2 separate regions of the Homo sapiens genome follow, and region 1 is linked to region 2. Evidence: chromatin loops called from intact Hi-C (ENCODE). Cell type or tissue: heart right ventricle. All regions are shown on one strand. Links, peaks and the distances in the headings refer to the core of each region. The heading gives the core; the rest is flanking DNA.

Region 1 (5,389 bases), core at 90-5,089, 87 kb before region 2:
CAAGGACACTGAAATCAATGAAGAGATTTTTTTTTTTTTGAGATGGAGTCTTGCTCTGTTGTCCAGGCTAGGGTGCAGTGGTGCGATCTTGGCTCACTGCAACCTCCACCTCCCAGGTTCAGGTGATTCTCCTGCCTCAGCCTCCCGTGTAGCTGGGATTACAGGCACCAGCCACCATGCCTGGTTAATTTTTGTATTTTTAGTAGAGACAGGGTTTTGCTATCTTGGCCAGGCTGGTCTCGAACTCCTGACCTCATGATCCACCTGCAAGAGATATTTTTATTGAGCCAGGGCAGGGAGGATGGTGGCAGGGAAGGAAGCTTCTTATTCTTGGTAATCTTTGACTTTTAGTTATATTTTGTTTTTTTTTTAAGCTTTACGTTTTGCCTTCACCAGCAAAAATTAATGATTTTTACCTAAATGTACTCTGATAGTGAAAGCAAGATTCGTTAAAATCCATAAGCCAAATATTTCATGTATGAATGATTGATCATTGCAACCACCGAATGAGTACTTACTATGGACCTGGTATAGCCTATTTTTGTAAGTCTCTTCTTTTTTGAGCATTCTCATTTCAGCAAATAGTATCACCATCCAGCCAATGGCTGCATTCAGTAATTTGAGACTTGTCCTTTAGATGTCATGCCCTGCTCAGTTCCCATATCCTCTTGATGATTTACCTCCTACACATTTCATGGACCTTGTCTACTTTTCTCTTTTCCCAGAGCCACCACCCTAATCTTAACTACCATCACCTGCCACCTCCCCTCTTACTGGTCTCTTTTAGATGCTTTGCCTCCTTCAAGTTCAAATCACCAACTTACTTGAATATGTACAAGAGTAAAATTATTCTAAGACAACAAAAAAAAAAAAAAAAAAAGGAGAGAAGCAGGCAGTGTTATCCCATGGCAATTTATTCTCCACTCTACACCCAGAATCTACACAAATAGTCCAAGTGGCTCCCCTTCTTCAGATGCTTCCGTGACTTCCTTCCCATTGGCCCTGGATAATGCTGGGAATCTAGTGATGGCCCTTTATGAATCGTCTGACTTGGCTACCTACTCCAGTCAATTTCCCCATCATTTTCCCTCTTGCCCTTCACAACCGACCTTCTACCAGTTTTTTGAATGTGCCTAACTCATGCGAACTCAGGGCATCCCTATGAGCTATTTCCACTCACTAGAATGCCCACCTCCCATCCACACATCCTTCAGGTCTCAGCTTAAATGTCTTGTGTTCTGGAAGGCTTTCCTCAAGTACCTCCCAACCCACCCAGCCCTACACAAGGTTAGGTCCCTATGTTTTATGTTCTGTTTAGCATTCTGTACTTCTCCTTCATAACACTTATTACAACTATAATTAGTTAATCATTGGGGTATATGCTTAATGTGTGTACCTTCCATCTGGTCTGTTAACCACTGAATCCCTTAAGACTAGCACAGTATTTTCCAAACGCTTAAAATTGTGATCCACAATAAAAAATAAAGTTTACTTCATAACCAATACACACAGATAGATACATAATTAGAAAAAAAGTTTCATAAATAGTATTACCCCTTTCTTTTTTGTTTTTTGGTTTTTTTGTTTGTATTTTTTTTGAGACAGTGTCTCGCTCTGTCACCCAGGTTGGAGTGCAGTGGCCCGATCTCTGCTCACTGCAAGCTCCGCCTCCCAGGTTCGCGCCATTCTCCTGCCTCAGCCTCCCGAGTAGCTGGGATTACAGGCACCCACCACCACGCCCAGCTAATTTTTTGTATTTTTAGTAGAGACAAGGTTTCACCGTGTTAGCCAGGATGGTCTTGATCTCCTGACCTGGTGATCCGCCTGCCTCGGCCTCCCAAAGTGCTGGGATTACAGGCATGAGCCACCGCGCCTGGCCAGTATTACCCTTTCTAGATGCAATTCACTTGATATTTTCTGTTCTATTTTAATATGTTAGATACAACCCACTTTATTGATTTTATAGCCTACTAATAGACTCAAATCTCATTTTAAGTAATCACCTTTCTAATGCAACACTTAGCAGAGAGAAGTTTCTCAGTAATTGTTTGTAGAATAAAGTAATAGAAAATTCACATTTACCAGCCACTATCTAAACTGGTTTATTTTTACAAAGTAAAGGCAAATCTTGCCATCCTGGGTACAGTTAGCTCTCTTGATTAGACTGATGAGATCAAGGTCATAAATTTGATCTCATTCTGATGGATTGGTTTCTCTGTCCCAGGGCCAGAGACTTTCTCTCTAAGTACCCCTCAGAAAAAGAAAGGCTGATCCATTGTTTTTATTTTTATTCCTGATCAGTGTATTCCTATCCTTGTAACAAAATGGTTTAAAAAACAAAAGCAATAAAAATAGAAAGCAATAACCTAATAATTCATTACTACCAAATTCATTACTACCACTGGCTGTTAGGAGTAATATATGAATTGTCCTACGGAAATCATCAGATTTTGGGTTAATGCGATTGTAGTCCTGCCCTGTTGAATGCCAGGATCCATCAAATAAGCAACTGACATGTTTTTAATAACTGGTTACAATAGACTGAATGTTTGTGTTTCTCCTAAAATTAATATGTTGAAACCCTAACCCCCAATGTGATGGTATTTGGAAATAGGTCCTTTTGGAAGTAATTATGGTTAGAGTAGGTCATGAGGCTAGGTCCCTCATGACCCTCAGGACCTAGGTCCCTCATTTTAAAAATAGGTGCCCTTATTTTTAAAAAGGAGAAGACATGAGATCTCTCTTTCTGCATGCATGCACCAAGGAAGGCCATGTAAGGACATAACCAAAAAGAGGGTCCTGCTGGCACCCTGATTTTGGATTTCCAGCCTCCAGAACGATGAGAAACAAGTGTTTGTTGTTGAAGCTACCCACTGTATGGTTTTCTTTTTGTTTTCTTTTGTTTTGTTTTTAGATGAAGTCTCACTCTGTTGCCCAGGCTGGAGTGCAGTGGCATGATCTTGGCTCACTGCGAACTCCACCTCCCGGGTTCAAGTGATTCCCCTGCCTCCGCCTCCCAAGTAGCTGAGACCACAGGTGTGCACCACCATGCCCAGCTAATTTTTTTGTATTTTAGTAGGGATGGGGTTTCGCCATGTTGGACAGGATGGTCTCAATCTCCTTACCTTGTGATCCACCTGCCTCAGCCTCCCAAAGTGCTGGGATTACAGGCATGAGCCACCACACCCAGCCTTGTATGGTATTTTATTATAGTAACCTGAATGGACTGAGACTCTAGTTAATATCGTTCCTTTTACCTGTTGTGTTTTGGTGTTTCCATCAGATGCCTAAAAATCCTAGCTTTCCTTTCTTCATCTCCACTTATCACCATCTAAGCCCCTATCACAAAAAACAATAAAAGAAACCCTCTCAAAACTGTCCATCTTACAACATCAACAGTTCTTTATTGGACTGGGCAAACTCAAAGAATTCCCCACTCAATTGGGAACCATGCAACCCCAGACTGAGCTTTCACTAGGAAACCATCAGGGCTACTTTGTGAGGGAATCCCTTCCCAAGAAGGAAGTAGAGGGATGTGTCCCTCATTCAGCTATCTAGCTGGGTGGGGCATAAATGCTTTCTCTAGGTCTAACATCAGGGGAGCAATTCTGGGGTAAAACAATTGTTCCTGGGGTGTTTTTGTTAAACTCTATCATCCATTGCTATGGGAAAATGGTAAATCATTTCATGTTTGAGAACTGAAATAATTCCATGTTTGAGAACTAAAAACTGTAAGCAGAACTAGCATTCCAACAGTATCTTTTATCTCTTCTCTTACATATTCATAGATGTGCTTAATTGATGGATCTTCCTTTGCGTCTATATTATAGAAGGATTGCTTGTTTTGTGCTTTTCTATAGACAAAAATGCTCTCTTAATAGTTGGTTCCTAGAAAATTAGACTCCTTTTACTAGAACTAAAGGCAAGTAGGGGTATCCTCTAATTCTAGTTTTGGAATGTGTGGTTTCCAAGCTCTTAAACCAAAATTTACTCAAAATTAGGAAGGTTTTGGTTCTTCTTCCTTTTTTAAATGTGGGCTTTATTACCCTTAGGGATTTCTTCTGTAGACTACAGCTCTTACCAGAGAACTCAGAGTATAATGTTTGTATTTCTGAAAGCACCATTTCTCTATTTTTCAAGAAACTCAGTTACCACTGAGATTTCAGGCAATGAACAATAGCATCAGCTATCATATAACCCCAGTATGTAGCTGATTATTGTGCTTCTCACACAGTGGCCTCCTCTTAAAATCTAAATGAGCAGCTTGTATACAAAGAAGTATGCTTTCCCCAACCTGATCTGGCCTAAATCTATCTACTTTGTTATATAAATGCTTTGTGTATTTTCTGTTTGTAAGCCAGCATTTATCTACGTACTTGACCTAAAACTCCACACTTTACTCCATGTAATATAGTGATATAAAAAGTGTAAAACAAAGAAATATTCTCCTAAATTACCTTAGCTATAATATCACTTTGACATAGTAAAAAACAAAGGAAGTAACATAAAGGAAAGCTTAGGTATCCAATTGCAGTGAGTTTTTACTTTTTAAATATATCGTATAAGCCAATAAAATATCTTCAAAATAATATTTACCCCAACATTTTTACAACATTTATTTTAATTTTATAAACAAATAACAAAGATAGTTTTAGTAGATTATATCTGGGCTGTAGTGACCCAATTATCTGGTCAAAGGGCTGCATGGATGCAAGAGACAGGGTGAGTTAAAGTTTAACTCCCAGGAATTGTAAACCAAACCTAAAGCCACTGAACCTTTGGAGTTTGATATGACGATTAGAGCATAACCCGAGTGACACGTTGAATTCGCCATAATCAAGGAAACCTTTTCCGGGTGGGGATCTCTGAAATTACTCAGGTATGATCCATGTGTTTTGCTTTTTTCTATTTCAACTCTGTGAAACTGTGTATTGTGGTATCAGTGGGAATGCAGTGAAAACAGCTTTTACCCTCTTCTGTTATCGAGCCTAATTCAAAGAATTATCTAGCTTGTTTTTAGACTAATGAAACAACCAGAAAACAAAAGAATATATTGGAATTATTATATAATCTCTAAATGAGATAGCTGCCAGGATTTAATAAATTTCTGTAGACTTACCACGGAGGGTTCAAGAGTGGAGCCAATGTTGTGAGAAGTTTATTTAGCTCTAACCAGACAGCAGGGAGAGTTGTGGTTGAGTGCCTGTCCCAATCCTAGGACCCTGAGAAACAAAAATATAATTAACAAAAGAAATAGTATTAACATCACCAGCAGATTTTGAGTTCTGTGTGTGGGTCATAATTCCTATCATACTTTAGACTTCATATATTCAATTATCTCCAGAGCTACTACCACCATAAAAAAGAAAGTCTTGGTACAACTCTTGCG
Region 2 (5,389 bases), core at 118-5,117:
ATATCCTCCAATCTGGTATCATGCCAAACAACACTATGTTTGGGGAACAGCACCCGAAATGCTGCTAAAAAGCTACCTCATGTCAAGAAAATATGGATTTCAAAAAATATCTGGCACAGTGGCCCATGCCTATAACCCCAGTACTTTGGGAGGCCAAGGCAGGAGGATTGCTGGAGGCCAGGAGTTCAAGACCAGCCTGGGCAACATGGAGAGACTCCGCCTCTACAAAAAAAAAAAAAACAAATTTAATTTAATTGGCCAGTTGTGGTGGCGTGGGCCTGTGGTCCCAGCTACTTGGGAAGCTAAGGCAGGAGGATTGCTGGAGGCCTGGAGGGCAAGGCTGCAGTGAGCCATGTTCACATCGCTGCACTCCAGCCTGGGTGACAGAGCAAGACCCTGTCTCCAAAAAAGCAAAAATAAATATCTAACAAAAAGGAACCTGTTTCCAAACCACAGTTTCTTAACTTTTTCATGATGGAATAGAAATTAAACTATAAGTATATACTGATAATAGCTGTGCAGGAAATTGGTTTTTATTTTACTTAAAAGTATTTTTTAGAAAAAATGTTATTCTGATTGCATAGATTAGCAAAATATTGCATCAATATAATGTTCCATTTTTATTAATTTTTGTTATATTCTAAATGACCGTTTTATAATTCTGTCTTGGACAACTGGGCCACAGTTAGAATCCACATAGACAGGGAGGTTCTTAGGTGTGCCATTTGTAGAATAAAGGGCAATCAAGTTAATATTCGGGGTAAATTTTCATTGCATTCTAACCTATGAAGTTTGATAAAGTATATTATTATTGAACAACTCTAACACTAAGATTTCCTAAAAGTAACTTACAACAAAAAATGAACTATGTGCTCAATATTCACATAAAGTCATGATTATTCTCTTCTTGCATTCATATAAAAGTTCCCAGGGGGAAGAAAATATATCTAAAAATTAGACTAGAAACTTGGCACTTTTTATGTATTGTAGATACACTTTCATATATTGTAAATACATCTGTTAAAGATAAAACTAAGTTTCTAACATAGCACTACAAGGAAACTTTGGATAAATATTTTTAAAAAGAAAATGTTAATAGGATAACTTAAGATTTTGTATATACTTATTGGAAGACAGGAAGAAACTAGGCAGTAAATATTCCTACCTGACGTGCAACCATTGTCAATCAGGTTTTGTTAAACTGTCAAATTTGATTTTGAAATTTTAGTTTGCCCAAATAATATCTTGAAAATGCTCTGAATTTTACTAGAACATATTCATAGAAAGTGTAATGTATCTACCAGGCTCTATGTTTGTGTTTGCCAACATTAGAAAAACAAAGTAAGTTGCGCTATAATGAGTGAAACTAAGGAAAATGAGATTTTTCTGACTCCCATTCCCTCTCTTAAAAAGTAAAATATTTAAGCTTTTTTTATTAAAGGAAAAATGGGTACAGAATACTCTATTGCCCTCCAAATGTCCAACATTTTTAAAGCCATGTTGTCCAACAATGTTTATACAGAAAATAGAATGCATAGGTTTAATATAGATAGCAATGTATATGTAGGCTCATTTGTGGGAGATTGCAAACTTTATGTGCCCCCAGTTCTCCTTGGTTTTGTAGGAAAGCTAAAAGAAAACCTTGTACTCTCACTAATAATGAAATTCATAGCCAATTTAGAAAGGGAAAATAACCTGAAAACCAAAATACCTCATTCATCTGAAGATGCCTGGAATAAAATATGGAATTCTTCTGTACCTACCTCCCCCTTACAGACTTTTCTCCTATTTTGAGAGAGAAATTCAAGAAGAAGAATACAGCTTGTTCTCTTTCCACAAATGATACTTTGTCTAAGGGAATAGGAGATACCAAGAAACAGTATCTTTAAAAAAGTAAGCTGCCCACAGGCCTTCTTGGAGAATGAAGAATATCAGCCCCATTCAGGGTTTACCAATGTCTCTCTGAGGTGACAATACATTCTGGTTTTCCAGGACAGTCCTGGCTTAGGTCTGCTGTCCTTCTATAAATATTAACAATGATCCCTCTTATTTCCAAACGTGTCCCAGTTTAGACAACAAATTATACAGTGTCTGCCCCCAACACACACACACACACCCCACCATCTTTATGGGTTGTTGTTGTTTTCTTGTTGTTTTTAATTTTGTAGAATTGGCTTTGTCTTCTCCAAAGCAGATAACAGCTTAAACTAAAGAGCCTAGCTACTTCTTTCTGACTGAGCAGGGTCATAGTAAACAGAGAAGAATGGATCACTTCCTCCTCTGAAATCTCCATCAATCCACTTTCTGTCCAACTATCTCTCTACCCAGCCTATTTTTGGTCCTAGTTTTCCTCTCATAACCCCTGGGCTGTGAGTCCTGAGTTCTGCCTTCATATGGCAGAGCAAGCTAGTCATTATTATGCCAGGTTAGGTGGTGGGGCAAGACAAAAGATAGCTCTTGGGGACACTTGCTTGGTCTGTAGAGATCCACAGGGCACTAGTAGGGTATTAGAGCATTTATTGGTTTCTTTCTTCCTTGAGTTGAGTTACTTCTATCCCAAAACAGACAGGTCTTACGTTAACCTTCACCTTAAAAAGGATATTGCCTTTTTTCCTTCTGCTTCACAAATTTGCTCCAACACTAATTCCCTTGCATTTGATTTCATCATTATGATTGTTCATCAACCATTCTTCACGAAAAATCCTCACATCACGTCATATAAAGGTTTTATTATTTTTAATGGAAAATAACATTGAGAGATTATTTTCCTTTTTCATAAAATTTCCCTTTTTCCCTCCCTCTATTCTCTTCACTAACATTGGAAATTAAACAAGTTTTACAGGCTCTATTGTTATTAACCCTCAAATCTATTCTTCAGAGAATATATGATCAGCCTGTGTTTACTATGCACCTACTCTTATACCAGAAACTGTGAATACAAATACATATATTTCCTACTTCTCTCTTTAATTGGGGCACACAGTCCCATGGTCCATTCTGCATTTTTCAAAATTGAATATAATTGCAACACCTGATAGGTTTTGCCACTTAGAATTCTGAAAATAAATCAACTCTGTTCTAAACCTTAAGTTTCCACTATTATTGCCAAACTCTGGACTGATACAATAAGCCTTTTAAAAGGTGAATTTAACACTTCACCTATTATGGTTATTTAAGTAAAATGAGTTTTCAAATATTTCCCCCAGGAGAAATATAAAGGACTATGCAAAAATAGAAGGAGAAAAAGGTTAGTTAGAGGTCCAGAAGGAGAATTAAAACATGGAATTGATAAATTCACCTACTGATTTATGATGTTAATGAGCAGGTACCTATACATTTTATTTACTTGAAAACATTTTGGCCATTAACTATTTCTGTTTTCTAAATACATTTGTGTTTATAAAATTTTAAAATCTATATCACAAGACTTAGACATGCCTTTCTTTGCAATAAAGTATATATACCTTTTTACAAATGTAAATTTTATTTTGAAACTTGGCATTTTCTTTATAATTCCTAAGATATCTTTGGGCACACAGACTACAGATAAATCTATTTAAATCAATTCATCATTATCACTGGTTTAAATATTTAATGTAACCATTGGAATTTTTATTCTTATTCCTTCAGAGAATTCTCCTTTTCTTCTATGTTTCTGACTGCAATACAGCCCGATATTGTTATTCCCTATATCTTAATGAAAAGCAAGCTGTCAGCAAAATGCATTTATAGTTTCCAGATGTTTAACAATCTCTTTCTTCTTTTCTTTTTTGTTATTATTTTTATTTATGTGAAGTTAGTTAGCTGAGGTACCAAAAAAGAGACAAAGACAGTATTAAAAAGTGTGCATAAAGCACTTATTTTTGTACTTTAGTACAATGTTTTATAGAACTTTGTGATCTATCTAAATATATTAAGTAAAATTACACCATTCACTTGTTGGGAAAATAATCTTTGGTTTGGAAGATATTAACATAATGGGCATCTTAGAATCATAAATCACATGAAATGAGAGACAATGCAATATTGTATAATTCCTGGATGATGCAATTGTTTTAATTGAATTTTCAAGTGCCATTATAAAGTTTTAAAAATTATCAATATGAGTTGGTGCCTAATTTTTTCTTTCCTAAAAATAAAATTTTTTCTTTTTGTGAGTAAATACCTGAATATTAATAATCCATAATTGCAATGTGGTTTTGACAACTTCTTTACATGATTCACATCTTCTATATAAGTTCACTCTTCTGAGATTAAATGCAACTTTTAATAATTAAATGCATTATTTTTCAATCCATAAAAAGACAAGAGAAATACTTAGCAATTAAAATATTGAGAAAACATGACTCCAGAAAGGTAAGTGGGCCCTGAAATCAACATTTGCCTGGGGGCATCTGCTGATCCCTAAGAACTAGAGCAAACTATTCCTCCAGGACCAAATCCAGCTGCCTGATGTTTGTTGGCCCTTGAGTTAAAAATGACTGTTATGTTTTTAAAAGGTTGAGCTGAGAATGTTTTTCACATTTTTGAAAGGCTGGTTTAGAGAAAAAAAAAAGGAAGAACATGTAACTAAGACCACATATGGCCCACAGAGCCTAAAATATTTACTATCTGGTCCTTGACAGTGAAAGTTTGCTAAGCTTGCCCTAAGCTAATACCACATATTTTAGCTTCTGTTACCTGTAGCACCCCACTTCTTGATGCCGAATTCTGAATTAGCTAAGACTAGGTTTGGTTGGCAGTGACAGTATTCCCAAATAGCAATAGTTTAAATAAGATAGCAATTTATTGTCTCTTACCCAAAAGTCCCAAAGGGCAGTACAATGCTGGTACTGTGCTTCACAGTTTCATGAACATAGGCTTCCTTTTGTTGCTTTACTTGAATGGTCTCGATCTCATTGCCTAAGATTTACATCCAAGTAGAAAGATAGAGAAAGGACAAAGAAAGGGAAGGGCACCCACGAGCTGTCCCTTTAGGAGAGCTACTGGAAGCTGCCACAGGACACTGTAGTTTACATCACATTGGCCAAAATTTAAGCATGTGGCCACACCTAGCTGCAAGAGAAGATGGGAAATGTAGTCTTTATCTAGGCAGGAAAAAAATTCTTTTACTATGAAAGAACGGAAGAATGAATACCAAGAGAAAACTAGCAAAGTCTGCTACAAATTCCTACATCACAGGAAGGATGTGATGTTTAAATTAAGTAGGCATATGAAAACATCTGGCGCTGGCCTTTCATGATGGGTACTTATGAATCTTGGCTCTGTATCCAACCACCTGATGGGTTCTTCTTGCCCACTGCACAGACAAAACCAATTCACTGAGACCATGACATTGCAATAAAGAGTTTAATAGACATGAAGCCAGCCATACCATGTGGGAGACAGA

Evidence for each region. A loop is a pair of places that touch in the nucleus more often than their neighbours do. Peaks named below come from ENCODE experiments on the same cell type or tissue, not always from the same donor. Only the 100,000 strongest peaks of a DNase experiment are listed, where the experiment ranks them.
Region 1: it touches region 2 in a loop (27-fold over the local background); 5 of 110 quality-filtered maps call a loop at or near these places.

What each region holds. Positions count from the first base shown.
Region 1 is chr10:50,885,071-50,890,459 of GRCh38, reverse strand. A1CF (APOBEC1 complementation factor) reads left to right here and starts at 4,833. Exons shown (of 13, transcript NM_014576.4): 1 at 4,833-4,879. In heart right ventricle, for the core only: no CTCF peak of the experiment used is centred there; no DNase peak of the experiment used is centred there; H3K27me3 peaks cover 423 bases.
Region 2 is chr10:50,798,121-50,803,509 of GRCh38, reverse strand. It overlaps A1CF (APOBEC1 complementation factor), which reads left to right. Exons shown (of 13, transcript NM_014576.4): 13 at 1-4,101. Among named protein-coding and RNA genes, the nearest start is that of ASAH2B, 61 kb to the right of the region's middle. In heart right ventricle, for the core only: no CTCF peak of the experiment used is centred there; no DNase peak of the experiment used is centred there.